2 separate regions of the Mus musculus genome follow, and region 1 is linked to region 2. A link is a loop called in an ENCODE intact Hi-C map of the cell type or tissue named here. Cell type or tissue: heart. All regions are shown on one strand. Links, peaks and the distances in the headings refer to the core of each region. The heading gives the core; the rest is flanking DNA.

Region 1 (5,000 bases), core at 1-5,000, 75 kb after region 2:
AAGGACAACTTAAATGAGGTCATAGGCCCTAGGGATTCTATTCTTATTCTGCTAAATGGACATGGTAATGAACTGCCACCTAACTTTTTATCTTTATAGGCATACATTATTGTGTCTCTTAACCCTAGTTATTAAGCTACTTTTTACAATAGATGGCAATTAGTGTAGAGATATCCAACTGATCAAGATACAGATAATAAGAACCATGTAGCACTCATGTTTAAATTGAACATTTATATCATATTTCCTCTCCTCTAAGGCTTGGGAATCATTGTGGAAGAGGGGGCAGAAGAATGTAAGAGCCAATAATGAATCTCTGTAGTAAAACAGTATTTTCTGGACATGATTGAACCACTTTAACACATGATCTCAGTGGTTATGACTACCTGTGTAAGACCTGACCAAGATCAAGCTGGCCAAAATTTCAGCATCACTGGCAGAGGACTTCATAAAGTTCCACTCCTGCCCTGAACAGCTTTTGGTAACAAAGGAATGATGTGGAAAGGAGAATCATTTCCTTTAGGAATGAAGCCACTGAGAGGCTACTCGTGTTCCTAGACCCATGTGTTGTAGATGGGCTCTAATGTTCTTTGTGTTAATTAAGCTCCCCCAAATCACACAGAAACCTCCATGTCTGCCTGTAAGATGCAGAAGGTCCCTGCCCCAAGTTGGGTCTAGTTAGTAAACAGTTTCCAGCGGCCAATGGCTGGCCAGGGAGACAGAGGTGGGACTTGTAGTTCCCAGGCAAGGAACCAGAAGAGAAAGGAAGAGGCAGAGCCACCATGTAGAAGAAACAGAAAGATCAGACTTGAGAGCTGGGGAAGAGAGAATGTATAGCCACTTAAGAGCAAGGGAAGAGAGATTCCAAGGTCCCCCTCCTGTTTGGGTCTAGGGTAGCAAAGATAGAATTTAGATTTTAGTAAGCAGTAAGTCAGGAGTATTGGAGGGGAGGTGTTAGCAACATGGAAATTTGAGAGTGGCCAAGCAATGGAGCTGTTTAAAACATATTAAAATAAAAGAGAGAGAGAGAGAGAGAGAGAGAGAGAGAGAGAGAGAGAGAGAGAGAGAGAGAGAGCCTTTCTTTCGAGAATCTACAACATTGGGGCAGTAGGGAGAAGCAAGCCTGCTGCCTCCGGCTGTGAGTTTATAGCAGATTAACTTATTACTGCTACACCCTTGCACACTCAGGCAGCACTAAGTGGATTTAGTGGATTTATACAACAAAAAAGAGCACATCAAGTTGGGAAGGAAAAGTCATGCAGTGGGGGAGGGGAAGGGAAGCATTGCAGGGGGGAGGAAAGAGAAGTAGATTTGATCAAAACACATCCAATACTTGTATGTAATTCTCAAACAATAAGAAAGGAAAAATAGCTTTTAAAAGATAAAATAAATACGGCCGCGAAGGCCCTGATCTATTCTGATTGATACCATTGTAAGAAGACATTAGGACAAATAAAGGAACACACATAAACAAAGTTCATGTAAAGACGCAGCAAGTAGGGGCTGTGTGCAAGCCAATGAGAGAGGAGCTTGAGGTGAAAATCTGACAGTGCTTGAGTCTGAACTTTAACCTCTAACTGTTTAACCCAGGCTGAAGTACTCTAATGGGACCACCCTATTAATGTAGTGCTCCTGTTTCCCAGGCTGAAGAACACAGTCCATGAACAAAACGGTAGCATGGCTTAAATCCCTAAATAAAATCGTGGTAAATCAACTACACTGCATTTTCAGACAATCATTTACCAGAATAATTCATCACAGGGAGAAAAGACTTCTCCAGCAATATACTTTATTAAGATAAGACTTATGTTTTTAGGTTGTTAGCATTTCTTTACCATCCCAGCTCTCAAATAACTATTCTTAACGGAAAGGGAGTGACTTGGCCTGCAAACAACATTGGAAAGGAGACAACTCACATGGAGAGAGAGGCACAGTGTCAGCTTTTATTAGGTCACCCAGTGAGCGGAGTATCCAAGTTTCCATTCCTCTGGCATCTAAAAGGGGCTGTCAGCTTTATGCTGTTCCTGCTTCTTAATGCCAGCACTGATGTATGGCCAACCCCTCATCATTTTTAGCCCTGAGATCCTACAGCCCAGTTCAACATACTCCGTGCCCTTCTCAACAGACTTTGTTCTCAGCATCCCCATTAGTTCATGTTGACTTGACCTTAGACACTCCAGGGCTTTGTGGTTGATTTTAAAACTCTTAAATAGATTTGCTTCTCCTATGTTATAGACCGTACCTCCCTTACTCTAAACCTCTTAAATATTACTAACTCAAACATTTTGACACCAGAAGTAAATATTCTACAATATGTTTTGTTTTGTGCACAAAATTGTTAAACATATTGTATGAATCACTTTTGTGCTGTGTGAATCAGTTATATATGAAATAGAAATAAACTTTATTATCACATCTGGGTATTAGCCTCAAGATGCCAGATTATACCTATGCAAATATTTCACAGTGGAAAAAGCAACTGAAAATAAAGTATTTCTAATGCCAAGGGAATTGGATAAGGGCTACAGAAGCTATCGTCCCAAATGTCAGGCCAGAGACTATATGGTCTCTTTGAGGAATCATGGAGATTCTATCTCTTAATCCCCATTGAAGCCCCACAGATGTAGATAGTAGTTCAAAGACACCAAAGACATGGGCTAGAAAACCTTTGAACTCTGCTTACTGCTCCTGATTTCATACTTGCTTAATAATTTGGGGAGATATTTGGCCTCCATTGCATACTGAATTTTAAATGCTTGGATTTATTACCACATACAAAAGCAACCACAAAACTGTTATGAAGAATATTCTTGGGGCACTATCTTATCATTGTAAAGCATTGGCAACTATACCCAAGAGTTTGTCGGCAAGGGGGTGGTCAGATCATGTAGATATGGTGGGCAATCAAGACTTATGGCAATAGACTGTGGTGTTTTGGGATATTTGGGTGATTTTCAGACCAATATATATAGGTATTAAATTATTTTCAAATAATGGTCCAATTAAAAATATGTATGTCATTCAAATACTATTTGAGAATAAATGATTGAAATAAATGAATGAAAAAGTGATTTAGAATAATTTAGAAAGATATTCCCCCTAAGCAGAGATTGGTTGACTTTTTTAGAACACTTATGTGTGTTCCTGGTGAACTATGCATTCTAGTCATTCTTCCATCATTCATTCATTCATTCATTCATTCATTCATTCATCACTTAATTTTTAATTTCCAGGTGTATAGTTCTAGGCCTGAAAAATACCTTTTAGAATTTCCTCTTCAGAAAATATATTTACATTTAGATAGAGAAATATTAAAATTAGATAGATAAATACAATGCATTTAACAATTACCTCCCCACATGATGTGAGTGTACTTTAATGTACATCTACTGAAATCAGATTAATGGTCATGCTTATGTAAGAATGGTGGGGTAAGATGGAACTAAGACTTATGTATCTAAATTCTGTTTCTATCTAAATTTTCTCCCTTAGAAGCCATGCAGGCATGCTCCATTGCATGGTTGGCTTCTTAGTTTATTCCTTTGGTTGCAGCATTCTAGAAATGGGACATACTAATGATAGAAGCTACTCCTCTTTTCTCCCCAGCTCTTGTAGTCACCTCACCATTGTCTCAGCAGTTCCAACTAAGTCTTGTTGTCACCTCACTGTTTAGCAGCGCTTACCTGTTGCCTTGTTTCTGGTATTTTCACAGTGGTAGAGCATAGCGGATCTTTCTCCCTATCTCTGCCTTTCCAGTAGATGATAAAGTATATGCATGAGCCTGAGGTCCAATTTTGATGCGATTACATTATTATAAATTGCAACACCCAGTTTAAGATCTGTTTTTAAATTAATTGCGTTAATTTGGATAGGAAAGCACAGAGCAATTAGCACCACCACACCCATCAAGCAGTTGATGGGCACGGCCTGACAATCCATAATGACTTTCTCTTTGAACATCAGGGCCTCTTGGAAAGAATTGAAAATATTCCCACATTCTCGAGCTTAAGAGGATTAGCAGAGATTGCTCTGTGCTTGTCTTTATTCTAAATCTGCCTCTCCACCCATGTGATGACCCTCCTTTTCCCACCTCAGCACCCACCCACTGCACTTGCCTCTCCTATGTCCTACGGGCTTCTCCGCACAAGGCCTACTTCTTTGGGGGAAACTTCTGTCTTAGCTTGAACAGATAAAACCAGATTCCATACAAGGTGTGGATTAAACAAGAAACACTTATTTCTCATGCATAGAGGAGAAAGCCCTGGTAGATTCTAGGTATGATGGTACCCAGCTTTCTAGTTGTCTCTATGGCTTAAGTAAAATGGAGCATGTTGTAAACTTAAGGAAGTACAGTTGTTAAAACTGGAGATCCCCATCTGTTAGCAAGGCATAGTGGACTTCCCATCAGTTTCTCCATACACAATCCAGGACTTAACTGTGTACGCAAGCCTATTGTCAGTGAAGGCTGACTCCGCACACTGCCTAGATCCCTGGCTCATCATTCCACTGGGGACAGAGTGTGCCTTGCTTTCAGAACATTTCTGTAAAAGCCAGTATCTTGTTTTCTACCTAAAAGTTAGATTTACATCTTTGTCCTTCATCAATATTCACCTCGTGTAATTAAGTCAGACAGGTGGTGTGGTGTGCTCATCACAATCAACACTGGAGAAATGTGACGATGTACCTAACTGTGATTGCTGTAAGATGGATGCCTACAGGATCTGCCCACAGGCTGAATGACAAAATACTGATAGCTTGCCAAGTTTGACTAGTGTCCCTGTGGAGATCCAAGAAGGAAAACACATGGATTATACATTTAACAACATGAACCCAGAAAAGGCAAGTCCTCTCTGACTTTAGTTCTTTGTTAAATAAACTTTTCTTAAATTTAGAATTCTTGTATGTCTGCCTCATTCCCCAGGGAAAACCACAGAACAGCTTTTGAGTGCAGAAGGACTGAATAGAGAGGCTGTGAGCATTTGCTTGCTTCCCCCATCCCA
Region 2 (14,120 bases), core at 9,121-14,120:
ATAACTTATAAACCAATTCTCTATGACCAAGACATGTTAGATCATATTTATACCTTTAAGACCAATCAAAAACCAAATGAAGTGGCTACATGAATCTTATAAATTTAGATCAATTAAAGAGTTTTACCTTTTATAGCTATACTTGTAAGATAAAAAAGCAATTTGTTATTTGCTAAACACAATGATCACAAACTTGCAGAGAAAGTTTTAGGAAAAAACAACTATCAGCTTATTTGCCTTAGAACTAAGAGGTTACAGATTCCTTTTCTTTAAAAACAGTTTCTAGCAGGGCCTCTCTTGCAGTGCTTGATTTATGGCTATAGTGAAGGCTCTTTCTCAGCCTCCTTTGTGCAAACTGAGAGTGAATCAGCAGGTAAAGTTTTAACCATTATTTTTGTTTTATTTTTTTAACATGAAACATAAAACAGTCATTCAGACAACGACACAATCATTCAGACAATGAAACAAACGACATACATGAATTGACATGATTGGTGCACCGAATATTAGACAACAAAGAATTTCTCCTGTAGGGGCCAGAGAGAATGAAACAGGGCGTCCCCCGATTTCTCTCTGTCCCTGGGAGAATTCTAAAATCCATTTTCTTTTATCCCCTCCTTTCTTTTCCTGCTTGTAAGAGGCAGGTTTTTGAACCAAGATTAAAACCCAAAATTTTCTAACAGCTCTGGCAAGCATCCAAACTTCTAATTTATTTAATCTGAGGGCAAATTTTTGAGAAAACACACAATCTCTATACGCTAAATGTCTCAAATAGCCAAAAAGTTTACCATGCTGAATCTTTTTGAAGCCATCATCAGTCCACACTTAGTCATATATTTTATAGTCACCTGCAAAAAATGCTATTTTCTGCAACCAACAAAAATACCATTTATGGAATGAATTATATATGTTTTAGGAGATTACTTAACTTTCAATAGAGCCTTTTCTACGGATTTTTAGCACAATGTAGGATTGGGAAATTGTAAATAAGGTAACAGTAAGAAGTGACCTATATTTTGACTTTTAAGTCTCTTTTTATACTTTGACCATAATTTAACCATAACTTTTAATTTAGCCTAAAGTATCAGAATTCACAACTTGAAGTTTTTCTTATAACTGGAGCTGTGTCCTATAATGAGCTCCACAGTTTCTGAACGGGGCTAAGAGACTGCCCCTTTAGTCTTTCGCCTTACCTGCTTCTTAGTGAGCAGAGTCCCATCCTTATGGGACTTTGATCTGCAATCATTCCCCCAAGGTTTCCACCTCAGCCTGGACAGAGACCTGGAGAAAGGCCCTTCTTGTTTCCCCGAGGGATTTTTACAATCCTTACTCAGGTGCCCCGGTTTTTCACAACCGAAACATGCAGTTCTATAGTTCTTTGTCTTTCTAGCTTCTCTAGTGAGCTGAGTCCCATCCTTATGGGACTTTGATTTACATTCACTTCTCCAGTGCTTGTCACAACACTGGGAGGGACCCAAAGGAATGCTCTTCTTGTCTCCTGAGAGATTTTTACAATCTTTTCTCAGGTGCCCCGGTTTCTTGCAACCGAAACATGTAATTCCACACGTAGCGCCGAATTTCTTCCCTTTCCTTGCTGTGGCATAAGCTAATTCCTGCATTACAGCCAGTGAGGCATCTACACATGCTTTAATATAATCTTGTAGGGAGCCTGTCTTACGAATTGGTCTGATCAGGTCTTGACACAAGGTACTAGCGTTTTCCCAAGCCAATTGTTTCATTAGTATATCAGTACCTTCCGAGGGAGGAAGCATCCTGGAAACTGCCTCTTCCAATCTAGCTACAAAACTTTCATAAGATTCATCATGCTTTTGTCTAATTCCTGAAAGGACTGTGGATTTAGCCCCAGGTACAGGTAAACTCTGCCAGCTAGATATAGCTATCTGATTAATTCTCTCCAACACTGCCTTAGGAATATTCAGTTGCGCTGCTGGTTTAGCATAGTCTTTCTGCCCAAGAAGCATAGGTACTGTGGGTCTAGCTCCATTTCTTGATGAAGATCTTTCCTGAACTAACTTTCTGGCCCTTTCTTCATATTCTGTTCTCCAGAGAATGAAATCTCCGGGAGCAAGAGTAGCTTTCGCGGTTTGGTACCAATCATAAGGGGTCAGCCACTGACTAGCTACTGCATCCAGGACCTGTAAAGTATATGGTGCAGTAGGGCCCAGCGTTTTTACTGCTGACTGTAATTCCTTAAGAGTTTTTAACGACAAAGGTTCCCATTGCGGCTCACTCCCTTCTTCACAGATTACCGGGCAAGTGAGTGTAAAGTCTCCTTGCCTTTTTGCCTCTGCCACAGCAGCATCAAAGCCTACTGGCGGCAAAAGTCTACGTGGCTTTGGCACTGGTCTGCGGGCGGCTGGTGTTATAATTAAAGACTCCTCCTCACTGCTATCTGTGTGCTTACTAAAACGATCCTTTCTTCCCTTAATTACACACTTTGCCATTCCCTTAGTCCTTTCCCATTCATCATCATTTTTACTGTCAGTGATCTCTGATTCACTTTTTTCTAGTTTTATCCCTTTTTTTCTTGAACAATACGATTTCTTTTTACCAGTATTGAGTTTCACTTTCTGATCATCAGAGAGCTCTGAAGGAGCTTCCTCTGCAAGGAATTTTAGGTCTGTTTTCTCAGTCAATAAATCCCTCATCTGTTGCCACAATATAAAAGCACTGTCAGGAACGTTCCTGGATAAATTTTCCTCGTGAAACTTCCTCATATCCTTTCCTACTCGCTTCCAATCTTCTAGTGTCAAGCTTCCCTCCTCTGGAAACCAGGGACTGATTTTTTGCACGAAATCATAAAATTCTTGTAAAGATTTATCCAAGATTTTTAGGCCTCTTCCAGACAGCATGTGTTTAAACACTGACAGGAACAATTTTTTCCCTTTTGATTTTGATTGCCCCATGATAAATACTTACCCGTCTTTATAACGAACACGCCAGTCCGCCTGCCTGCAGCGCAGTCCCACGGGATCCTATCTTTGCCTGAGAAAATAAAGAATAGAAAGAAAAAAAAAGAAAGAAAAGAAAAGACTAATCTGCCCAGTTGTCCCTGTTCGGGCGCCAACTGCCACAGACACTCTGGGTCCCTGGTCTGTGAAGAACGGGATTTCTTAGGCAGATGGACAAAGAGTTTGGATGAAAATGACAGACAGATACACGAAAGATGTGTTGAATCTGAATGTAATGTTCTGGTTGAGCTTCAGACTTATATAACAACGAATTATCAGAGGATACAAATCACAAAAAGACAAGATACACTGAAATTCACCAGTTACAGCAGAAAGGAATTTACAGGGACTAATTAAATGTTTACATTAGGGATAACAAGCCCTGCCTAGGATCAGCCTAATGCCAGGCAAGAATTTCACACTTTAAGGTTAAAAGCATCAGGGGGTTGTTAACTCTTGACAGGCCTTAAGAGTAATGCACTATCACAGAGCTCTAAATTCTTAGGTCTAGTAAAACTTATCTTGTCTGGGGAGTTTCCCCTTATCAGGGTAGTATATCAACTTATACTTGACATGGAAGTAGCCTGTAGTAAAAGATTTCTATTTCAGTGAGACTTTTAGTCTCTATCTGTAAACAGCTGAGTAAAATGGCAAGTGCTTAATTGTTTACTGAATGGGTTAAGCTCCTTGCTGCTATCTGGAATCTAAGAACACTGGAAAAAGGCTTTAGCTATGTTAGAATACAATCTTAAAAGGCATTTACTATAAGGTAATACTATATAGAGTGCACGTGGATCTATACACTAGACTAATGTGGGTTTGGAAAATTAATTTTATGGGTTAGGGAAATAGCCAAAGATCCAGGAGTAAGTTTCCTTGAAACTTTTTTTCTCATGAGAAAGCTTTCAGACTTTCATCTGTCAAGCTGACTCCACCGGAGTCCCTGGCACAACCTCACCTTCTGGCAGACATGGGTAAATCTAATTAAAAATAGTTTCCCAAATCAAAGTCTTTGGCAACACAGGCAGTGCCTGATTTACAAAGTTTTGACTTAAGAGTGAGTTTTGACTTAAAGATGGTGTGAAATACGCATTCAATAGGAACTCTAGTTCAGACTTGGAATTTGGATCTTTTCTCAGAGTCATGATACATGCTAGGAGTCTCTCTGGAGATATGCATATTGGCAATGAGTTGACTCCCATTCATCTCCTCTGAGGAATAAGAACCAACAGTTACCATGACACTAAACTGTGATGTTTGGTAGGTTAGCTCTATGAAGAGCATTTTGACTTCTGGTATATTTAAGATGAGCTTGTTAATATGTAATTCCAGCCTACACTGATGAGAATCTGTGTATGGAAAAGTAAATATCTTAAAGATGCTTAAATTGATATTTCGCTGTTAAACACTGGGACTTGCTCAAGCTGGAAAATGACTCCTGATAAAATAGGCCACTGTCCAATCAAGGAATAAGGGCCCTCCGCAGCACAAATGTGCTATTTCCCACACTATATAGGGTTTTTTTTTTTAACAGCTTATTTGTGGAGAAAGTAACATAAAGTACTCAAAAGAGCTCATCATTCCTTAGAAAGAGTTGTGGCTGATTAGAACTTTGATTTCATTTAATTCCATGACCTCTCATTTGGCTTATAATATACTAAGTGATGTTCAAGTAACTTATCTGAGGTAGAGGAGGTTTTTTTTTGCATCTGTGTTGCATAACACATCAAACATAGTATTGAAGTACATTAGAGTTATTGGGAAGTTTAATAGAGTTTTTCCTCCAGTGACCAGTGGCTATCTGTCAAAAGCAAATCCTGGCTCTTACTTAGCATTTTTCATAAGTGGTCTATTATCAATGTAGCTAAGAAATGATCTGGAGACTTATTAAAATGAGAAAAGGGGAAAAGTGTAGTGATGCAGGCAATGTTGAATTAGAATATAACATGGGATCACATTATAGGTGGTTGGCTTAATTTGAAGACTTCTGTGATGGTTTGTATATGCTCAGCCAGGGAGTGGCACTACTAGAAGGCATGGCCCTGCTGGAGAAGGTGTGCCACTGTGGGTGTGGGCTTTGAGACCCTCATCCTAGCTGCGTGGAAGCCAGCCTTCTCCTAGCAACCTTCAGATGAAGATGTGAAACTCTCAACTCCTCCTGCACCATGCCTGCCTGGATGCTGCCATGTTCCTGCCTTGATGACTATGACTGAACCTCTGAACCTGCACGCTAGCCCCAATTAAATGTTGTCCTTATAAGAGTTGCCTTGGTCATGGTGTCTGTACACACGAGTGAAACTCTAACTAAAGACAGAAGTTGGTACCAGGAGTAGGGTATTGCTGTGATAGGCCTGACCATGCTTTTGTTTGGAAGAAATGTGGACTTGGGGACTTTGGATTTGGAAAGCAGTGGAATGCTTTAATGAGGCTAAATGAGCCTTCCTAGTAGGAATATGGAAACCTGTTGCTGTGAGTGATTTGAACTGTGCAGACCTGGTCCAAGAGGTTTCAGAGGAGAAGAATTTCAGTATGTGGTATAAAGACTGTTTTTGTGGTATTTTGGTGAAGAATGTGGCTGATTTTTGCTCTTGTCTGAAGAGTCTACCTGAGGCTAAGGTAAAGAGATTTATATTAATTGCATTAACAAAGTCCCATTTAAAAAGTCTGGTTAAGTCTCATGAAGAACATTTTGAACGCACATAGCAAGCTTAGAAAGGAAAAATATAAAATATATGGTTCAAGTATTAAAGGGGCACCAGGAAGTGAAATGATGCTGAATCCTATGTTCTAGGAGACAACATATTAATGGCCTTTGGGTCAAGATCCTCCTCATCTAATTTAAGATCCGGGCATGGTGGTTCAACACTTTTAATCCAAGGAGATAAACCCAAGCATATCTCTGTACTCAAGGCCAGCCAGGGACAGAGTAAGTTCTAGGTGAAGAAAAGCGTAAGACCAGGCATGGTGTTATACACCTTTAATCCCAGGAGACAGGCATGAGATCTCTGAGTTCAAAGTCAACCTACAAAGTGAGATTCAGGATAGCCAAGCTTAGGCAGTGAAAGAGTTGGAAAACAGAAAGCTAGTGATAATGTAATACAACAAGGGGGCCATATTCCACCTCCTACAAGCAGCAGGATTCGGCATCTTTGGCCATGTGGCTCTGGCTTTAGAGTCAAGAATAGAAGGGACTACTGGGACAATTGATCCTGCTTAGCTGGAGCTAAGAAATTAGCAATGATTAAGAAAAGACCAGCATCACTGAAGTTAAATCTGGGAAATGTTTTCTGAGAACACAAAGAAGCTGTATTCCAGAGACAGCCAAGGTTGGACCTCATGCTACAGCTGTATTGGTAATGTGTAAGAGTCATCCAGGTGATACTGGTTTGAAGTCATGAAGGGGTCATGAAGAGCAGCTGAAGAATGGCCTTGTGAAACGCCATGAAAGGCCATTGGTGAAGATGCAGCCTCAGTTGAGGGCCCAGGACTGAAGGGGTCATGCAAAGGATTTGAGGCTTGGCACCATGAAGAGAGCTTGTGAGAGGCTACTACTGGTGAAGCCTAGTTGCAACTGAAGACGCCAGAATATTGGAGATGCCAGTACTATGGGATGATCACCAAGAACTGCAGCAGCAGTGGAGTGGATCAACCTGAGTTTAGAGTGCCACAGAAGGCAAAGCTGGAGAAGTGACACCAGACCTTTGAAGGAAGATCATATGTGGATCCCAGACATTAAAACAAGAAGCTGTAACATTAAAGTTTTCTTGGAGACCCCAAGATGTTCAAGATGCCAGAGCTGTGAGATATCTGCTGAAGAAAGCTGCTAACAGGGATTGGAACCAGCCTAGGAGAAAGAAGTTTGTTGCAGTCAACCAAGATGAAAAAGGAGTTGGAGATCTGAAGACTGCCTTGAAATCGGACATGGAGATGCAGAGTTTGGAGTTTGCCCAGCTGGTTTCCTGTCTTACTTTGGGGGTTACAGTTAAGTGATCAGATGAATCTCGGAAGAGACTTTGAACTTTTAACATTGTTGAGATAGACTATGGAGACCTTTGAAGTTGGACTAAATATATTTAGCATTATGCTATGTTTAGGTATGGCTCCTATAGACTCATGTTTGAACAAGCCTATGGGGGCCAGGGAGTGAAATGTGATGGTTTGTATATATGCTCAGCCCAGGGAGTGGCACTATTAAAAGGTGGTGCGTAGGCTTTAAGCCCCTCATCCTAGCTGTCTGGAAGCCAGTATTCTGCTAGCAGGCTTCAGACGAAGATGTAGAACTCTCAGCTCTTCCTGCCTGGATGCTGCCATGTTTCTGCCTTGATGACAATGGACTGAACCTCTGAACCTGTAAACCAGCCCCAATTGAATGTTTGTAGTGTCTGTTTACAGCAGTAAAACTCAAAGACAACTACTATGAGTCTGTGCTTGATCACTTAAAATTGGAATTTGTAGGATATTTTTCAGAACATCCTAAATTTACTTCTAGTTTCATTTAATATTTGTGACAAAATTAGACTTTACTTCATCCTTCAAACATGGAAGCAAGTACAAGAGATAACCATAACTTGAATGAGATCAAAATTCTTGTTATGCTTGTCGGAGGGAGTAGATAGAATATTATTGTAACTACCTATGAAGGGACATCAAAAATGTGTAATTAATAAGAAGTAACTAATAAAGTCACAACGAATACAGAATCATAACACCTGTTGAGTACTGACAAACAGCCAGGTGAAGATAAAGCACATCTAGGCCTTTCTTTCCCTAAGGGTCTTGGCAAAATTGATGAAACTTTATAAATCAGGAGCTGTCAAATGTCCATGTTATTAAACATATGTAAAAAGAGTTGTGATAACTATGATTCTGAACTGATTTTGGCCATTATAAAAACCTATCATAATCCACATTTTGAGTCATCACCCAATTTAGAAGGAAGAAACATGAACCAGAAATAAAGATTGGGTATGGAATTCTGTATTCTATGGGTGAAGAACTGGAGTTGAAGGGATACCTTTTTGAAAACTTTGTAGAAATATTGAAAACTATTTTATAGTCTCACAGTACAGGATAAGTTGATATAAAATAATTATATATGTAGGTTTACTTCAGAAATTGGAAAGAATTGTGGTTAAATTTTCATAAACAGTAAGCTATAATTGGTTGGGTAAGTGGCATTTTTCCTTGACTGGTTGAGAATAAAGTGGTTTACCTATATGAAGAAAAGACGTAAGTAGTTAGAAAACTATGGTCATTCCCAGTGGTGTCAGAATGAAGACTGTATGCGTAAAAGCACAGTCTCACCACTTGACTATTACAAGAAACCTCTGAGACCCTCTTGTGCTATTACCGTGCACCTGCTATAGGACGTTCTGTGGTTCTGAGAAAGGCACTGGGGACATTTGTGGAGTAAAGGGCTGGCCTCACGGGTGGTTCTGGGCATCCAACACCCTCTACAACAAGATGCTCATGTTATTAGAATATTTAAGTCTTACGATTATGAAAAAGACACCACTATGCAACATAAAATGCTTGAAGACCTGGAACTTGACCTACGTACTTTTCTTTGTTCCTGTAGCATAATGGGAAATCTACCATGCTGCACCTTCTCACGTAGTTTGAAGATTTCTTTTGCCTGCATTACAATATTTGGTAAAACAGATTCATCTACTCTGTAAACATTGATACACCTCTTACCAGGTTTAGAGATGGTATTGTTTTGTTTTATTTTACAGAAAATAATTTTTATTTGTTGTACTAAAGCTCTTTAAAGGTTGACACCAATTAACACTTTAATTATTATCTTTCAGATCTGTGTTGCGGGAAATATTAAAAAAGGTACCATCCCGCACTAGCACCGGCTACTCTCTGGCCCCTGTAACCTCGCCACCTCCATGGCTAACCCCAAGCAGTGACCACCCATCTAGCTGTTCTGTTACTGCGTAGTTTGCTCACATTCCCAGCCATCTACCCCCTGTGGTTAGCTGTCACAAATTCCAGTAACCCAGTAAAATCAAAACTCTAAAGGCTTGTAATTTATCAGTCAGATTTATAATAACAAACTCTCAATCCACAAAATGTATACACAATGAACTCAAAACTCAACTGAAATTAACATAAGCTACACAGCTAGATGGGGCAAACACATCCCACCTAATATTTAACCATCCTGTACCAACAGAGGTCAAAGCACCTGCAGTTGTGGTGTCCTCCAGGAGAGGGACCACAGAACAACAAGAAATCTATTAAAGCTATGGTCCCACTGACAGAAACCTCCTGTGGTAAGGGAAGCCGCTAATGACATTCCAGAACTGTTCTACCACAGGCAGAAGCATCAAACCTAGAGGGAGTGACAGAGGAGGCAGAGTCAGAGGTAAAGTTTTAATGTGAAACTGGAAAATAATCCAGGAATCCCAGGCTCACGATTCTTAAAGAGTGTCTCTGATCTCTGTCACCATGCCTGGCAAGAGAGCTCATGATTGGTCTAGGGATTTTCAACAACTATTTACAAAACCTAAGTACCAGCTAAAGTGCTTGGTCAGCATTCCAGAGTGATAAGTGTGCACCTAACAACTGTTTGACATGACATACACACCATGCCTTTCAGATGAAATTACCAAGAAATTACAAGACTCCAGGTACAGAGCTAGAATTGGACACCCAAATAATGAGAAACATTAATAATTTGACCTTTTATTTCAGGTGATATACGCTGAGGTCCAAGAATTCGATGGGAAGATAACTGCAAGAAAGATAAAGGGTGGTTCTGTTGAGGACTGATAGCTTTGGGAAGAATATAGCTCACAGTTGAAACGACTCTCTCCTGTTTGTAATGAGAGAATATTGCTATCTACAGAGGGAGTTGAGGTAAGCTCATTGCCATAGCAGAGAGGGTGCAGGCACTAATACTGTAAGAGTGACCATGAACTTAAACTCTAGTGCAGTCTGGTCTTTTCTGTCATTGTTAAGGTTGTATTCTCACAGTCAGCACCTCAGGGCAGAGCTGAGGTTCTTAATCCCTCTTCCTTCACTAGAGAGAACTTACGAAAATTCCCAGCTTTCTGAGATGTCATTGTCCTTGAATGTTGACCAAGTGCAAAAATGGGTGTTCTCCTTATTTCTCTATAAGGTAAACTTCTGTTTATGTGGAATGATCCAAATGGGGGTGGGGGGCAAGCCCTCTTGCTTTGCCCAATGCCTCCCAATTTTAGCATCAAGAGTCTTGTGTCCTGGGACTCAATTAATTACTAGGCAAATTGGGCATAAAATCCTAAGGAAAAGTCATGGAAATAGATTAGGTATTCAAGGTGCTTACTGTTTATGAAACAATTGAGTTTATTTATCATTCTGTATTCTGGACTGGGATCCACTGGTCAGCTCTTCTGCAGGGCTTGGTAGTGTGTGTGTGTGTGTGTGTGTATTCAGCCAGAAAGGTGGTTGAATAATTGGGACATTCGTATTTCCCTCTCCAATGCACTCAAAACATTTCCCTTTGCACGTGACCTCTCCATAGCCATTGCTAGTTTGTTTTTATTTAATTTTAATATCAGGGCAGTTGAGTTTCCTCCTTGGCTCTAGAGGGTTGTACAGAGTATGAAGTCTGCCTAGCTTGCCAAAGCTGAGCCCTCCAGCTGGCACACTGGGCTTACATCACATCTTATGCAGTCAAGTAGCAACAGCATCATTCCATACCCAAGTCACTGGAACAATAGCTCACAGAAGAGTGATACTAGGGACTGGTTTGGGCGAAGGGAACACCCAAGTAACTTTAGAAGGGGAGCAGGATATTCCCCTGTTTTGGTGCCTGCTCAACCTCTGACTTGTGATTGTCAGATGCCACCTCTCTTCCTCTACTCATGGAACCCTGAATGAACCTGAGAATGAAGACTCTGCCCATTGTCAAAGGCTTCTGGAGCTCCTTTGCCGCCTTGTCTTTGCCAGGTGCACAGAGGACCACATCTTTCTGTTAAGACTGTCAAAAGGGGCCACCTTTAATCCCACAGATCTGCAGAGGAAGGCAGATCTGTATGAGTTTGAGACCAGCCTGGTTTACATAGCAAGTTTCAGGACAGCCATTGTAATGAGCATAGGGAAAAAAAAATCTTCTAGGCATGGAAAAATAGCTTAGTCAAGAACTCCACTATACCCAAGGCTGTACCTGATAACCAGAACCCAGTGACATCACTCACTCAAGAGAACCTGGCACAGGCCTAGATGGTGCCCAGTGGATGGAATATAAGCAGAAACCAAGAGCAAGGCTCTGCTTTGCACATCAAGACAGACCTTGATCTGTCATGTGGCTGGAGAGTCGGCCCCCGGTTGAACCAGAGACTACTGTTAGAGAGTGGACCTGTCCTTTAGCTAAGGTTGGTGGCACAGATGAGCAACCATGGAGAGATAGGCTTAAGACCATAGTTAGCAGTTTAGAGTGTGAGCTTTGTATGTTGACTCTCAACACAATAAAACTGTGACTTGTTATACTCACTTCAGGTCTTGTCTCTACCTTTCTTGCTTGCGACAGTTGGCTTAGTCAGCAAGATCACATAGAGTTTTGTCTCAAAGAACGACAAAGGGACTGCTGGTCTCATTTCTTGGGAAAACTGTTGTGCCACAGTGTCTGAGAGCTGGCAAAGTGCAGCACTTGTGTGTAGAAGCTGACCCTTCTGAACATGGCCTTTCCCACTGGCAAGCCTCACAGTGATCTCTTTACTCTTTCTCTCTGGCAAGTTGCCCTGCAGGGACTTTCCAGCCTCATCCTCTCCTAACTTCCCCATCCCCCACAGGTTTGAGCCTCTGGAGGGTGGATGGACTCGTTCCTTCTCCACTCAAGGTGTTTTGACGGGGCAGTCATTTGGTGATTTAGAGCCTTACAGACTCCTCCCCACCTCCTCCTGTTCTTTAACTGGGGAGACAGAATCAGAGTCTTCCGACCTTCCTCCCTGAAAACGTCCTGTTAGCCCTGCCCTCTCTCACCCCTAGCTGCCTCAAGGCCCTGGGATTGAGGAACGTCTTCCATCTTTATCACTTCTTGACCACCTCCTCCATCACGGTGGACACTTGGCCTTTGACTTCTCTTTCCATGCATCTCACTAGTGGCGTTGTCACCCCTAGTGGCCGCACATCCGCTCTATCTCTTTAAACCGGTCCTGTCGCCGCGCCCCTCCCTCATCCGTTGCCTCCTCTGCTCCTCACGCTTCAGCTGCTCCTCCCCCCGCTCCTCCTCCTTCTCTTCCTGGGCTCCTCGGTGCCGCCGCCGGCTCGCTGCGCGCTCTGCTCTTCCAGCTCTGCGGACCGCAGCAGCCATGGCCGACATCAAGACGGGCATCTTCGCCAAAAACGTGCAAAAGCGCCTCAACCGCGCGCAGGAAAAGGTCAGCAGAGGGCAGCGGGATGCGGGGCAGGTGACTCGAGGAGGTGCGGGAGCCGATGGCAGTGCTGGCCTTGCGCTGCAGGGCCGCGGGTTCAGGTGCGGCGCGCTGCGGAGCCCGAGCAAGCGCCGGGTGGAGGACTCCCCTGTCTCTGCTCTCAACGATTGCAGCCAGGCAGGATCCATTCAGGCAGCGTGGGCTCGGCCCCGCAGTGGGTTCGCCGGGAACCCGCAGACCCCTGACCCTCCAGGCACTGAGTGCTATAGACTCCCAGAGCCCGCCCAGGGTGGCCACTCTCCTGGGCACGCCTCCCGGGACCAGGGGTGGCAGGTGCAGTTGCTCTCTGGCTGCACCCGGAGCGGTCCACGTCCCTGGGCGCCTCCATCTCTCCGCGCCCGCACCTCCTGAGCTCAAGCTCTCCCGCAAGCAGCTCAGGCGTCCACGACCGCAGATCCGGGAGGGAGATTGTCGCATCTCTTCTTGGGTGGGGGTGTTGTGGCTATTTGAGTGAAGTCGGTCGAAACGAACGACTTAAGCAAAGAAGACACCCCAGATGTGCATGGACCAATGGGATGTATAATAAACAACCAACACCTTAGCACAGTGGTGAACTGGAGCTCCAGAGAATGCTCATTTCTCCCTAAGTATCCGTGTTGGTTTTTGAAGCCAATGCCCTCTGGAAGGTCAAAAACAAACAACCTCGACCTCAGAGTTCTCTGCACATCTCTGCACAAAATGCTTATTTCTCTGCTTGAGAAGCAGCAAAACCTACTCCTATCAGAGGCGCTGAGGTCGCAGTGTTTGTAAATTAGGTATTGTAATTTATGTCTCTTCCGGAGGAATGTTATCCATAGCTAGCCCAGCTCTGGATAGTCGAGTCTCAGTCTCTCTCTCTCTCTCTCTCTCTCTCTCTCTCTCTCTCTCTCTCTCTCTCTCTCTCTCTCTCTCTCTCTCTGCATTTTACAGGCACTGGGCTTCCTAGTGTCCCTGATTACTATATCTGACCCTCCTATGAAGTCTTCGTTCGTCCCAAGCAAAGGACGTTTGTACTGGAGCTTGAACCTTGTATTTGAAAGTGAACCTGGGCTAGTGGTAAATTGAGCTGTATTTGCTTCGTATGGCATTAATTTCTGTCCCTGGGATGAGGATGTCTGGTGTTTTCTTCTCCTTCTGGAAATCAGATTGTCCTTATTCCTCACTCTGACAGCACTTACCCTCCTTAGAAGTTCGACCTACCCCCACTCTGAGCTGCCCCAAAGGCTGAGCCCAGGAGCAGGAACTCTGCCAGGTTCAGGTTCAGTGGCTGTATGCAATCCTCCCTCCCTGCACACATGCACCTTCCCAGCTCTGTAAGAGGATTGTATTGCTTTTAATATCTACTCAAGCTCATCCTGAACTCCAGGAGCCTCCTGCCACTCCCTCGGAAGCGGAATTAGCCAAGCTACTTGTCCCCTTCCGTCACCCCGATGCTTTCCAGATAATAGCCAGATAGCAGATGTTTGCCAAACACGAGATTTGGACAAGACTTTGTCGTCATTTCCCCACATTTTATTTCACCCACTTGTAGTCCCCCCTCCCCCATCCCTAACATAATCACTTAAATCTTTCGTCTGTGGCTTTTCGCCGACTCGGCTTTCCATCTGTGAAGTAATTTTGTGATATGGTCTGCTTTTTCACATATTAATCTAGGTCACCAGCTGTTAATATGGTCCAAACAAATGAAGGGAACTGTAATGTCTCTGACAGTGTCCTGGCCTGTATGAACCGTTGAACCAAATGT

What was found. Hi-C counts contacts between places; a loop is a spot of excess contacts. Peaks named below come from ENCODE experiments on the same cell type or tissue, not always from the same donor. Only the 100,000 strongest peaks of a DNase experiment are listed, where the experiment ranks them.
Region 1: it touches region 2 in a loop (2.5-fold over the local background); 4 of 42 quality-filtered maps call a loop at or near these places.

Annotation. Positions count from the first base shown.
Region 1 is chr13:19,020,550-19,025,549 of GRCm38, forward strand. All of the region lies in intron 1 of Amph (amphiphysin), which reads left to right. Among named protein-coding and RNA genes, the nearest start is that of Amph, 75 kb to the left of the region's middle. In heart, for the core only: no CTCF peak of the experiment used is centred there; no DNase peak of the experiment used is centred there.
Region 2 is chr13:18,936,159-18,950,278 of GRCm38, forward strand. It overlaps Amph (amphiphysin), which reads left to right and starts at 12,193. Exons shown (of 21, transcript NM_175007.2): 1 at 12,193-12,343. The coding sequence starts at 12,275. In heart, for the core only: a CTCF peak has its summit at 12,098; a DNase peak (open chromatin) is centred at 12,163; H3K4me3 peaks cover 2,298 bases; H3K27ac peaks cover 729 bases; H3K27me3 peaks cover 414 bases.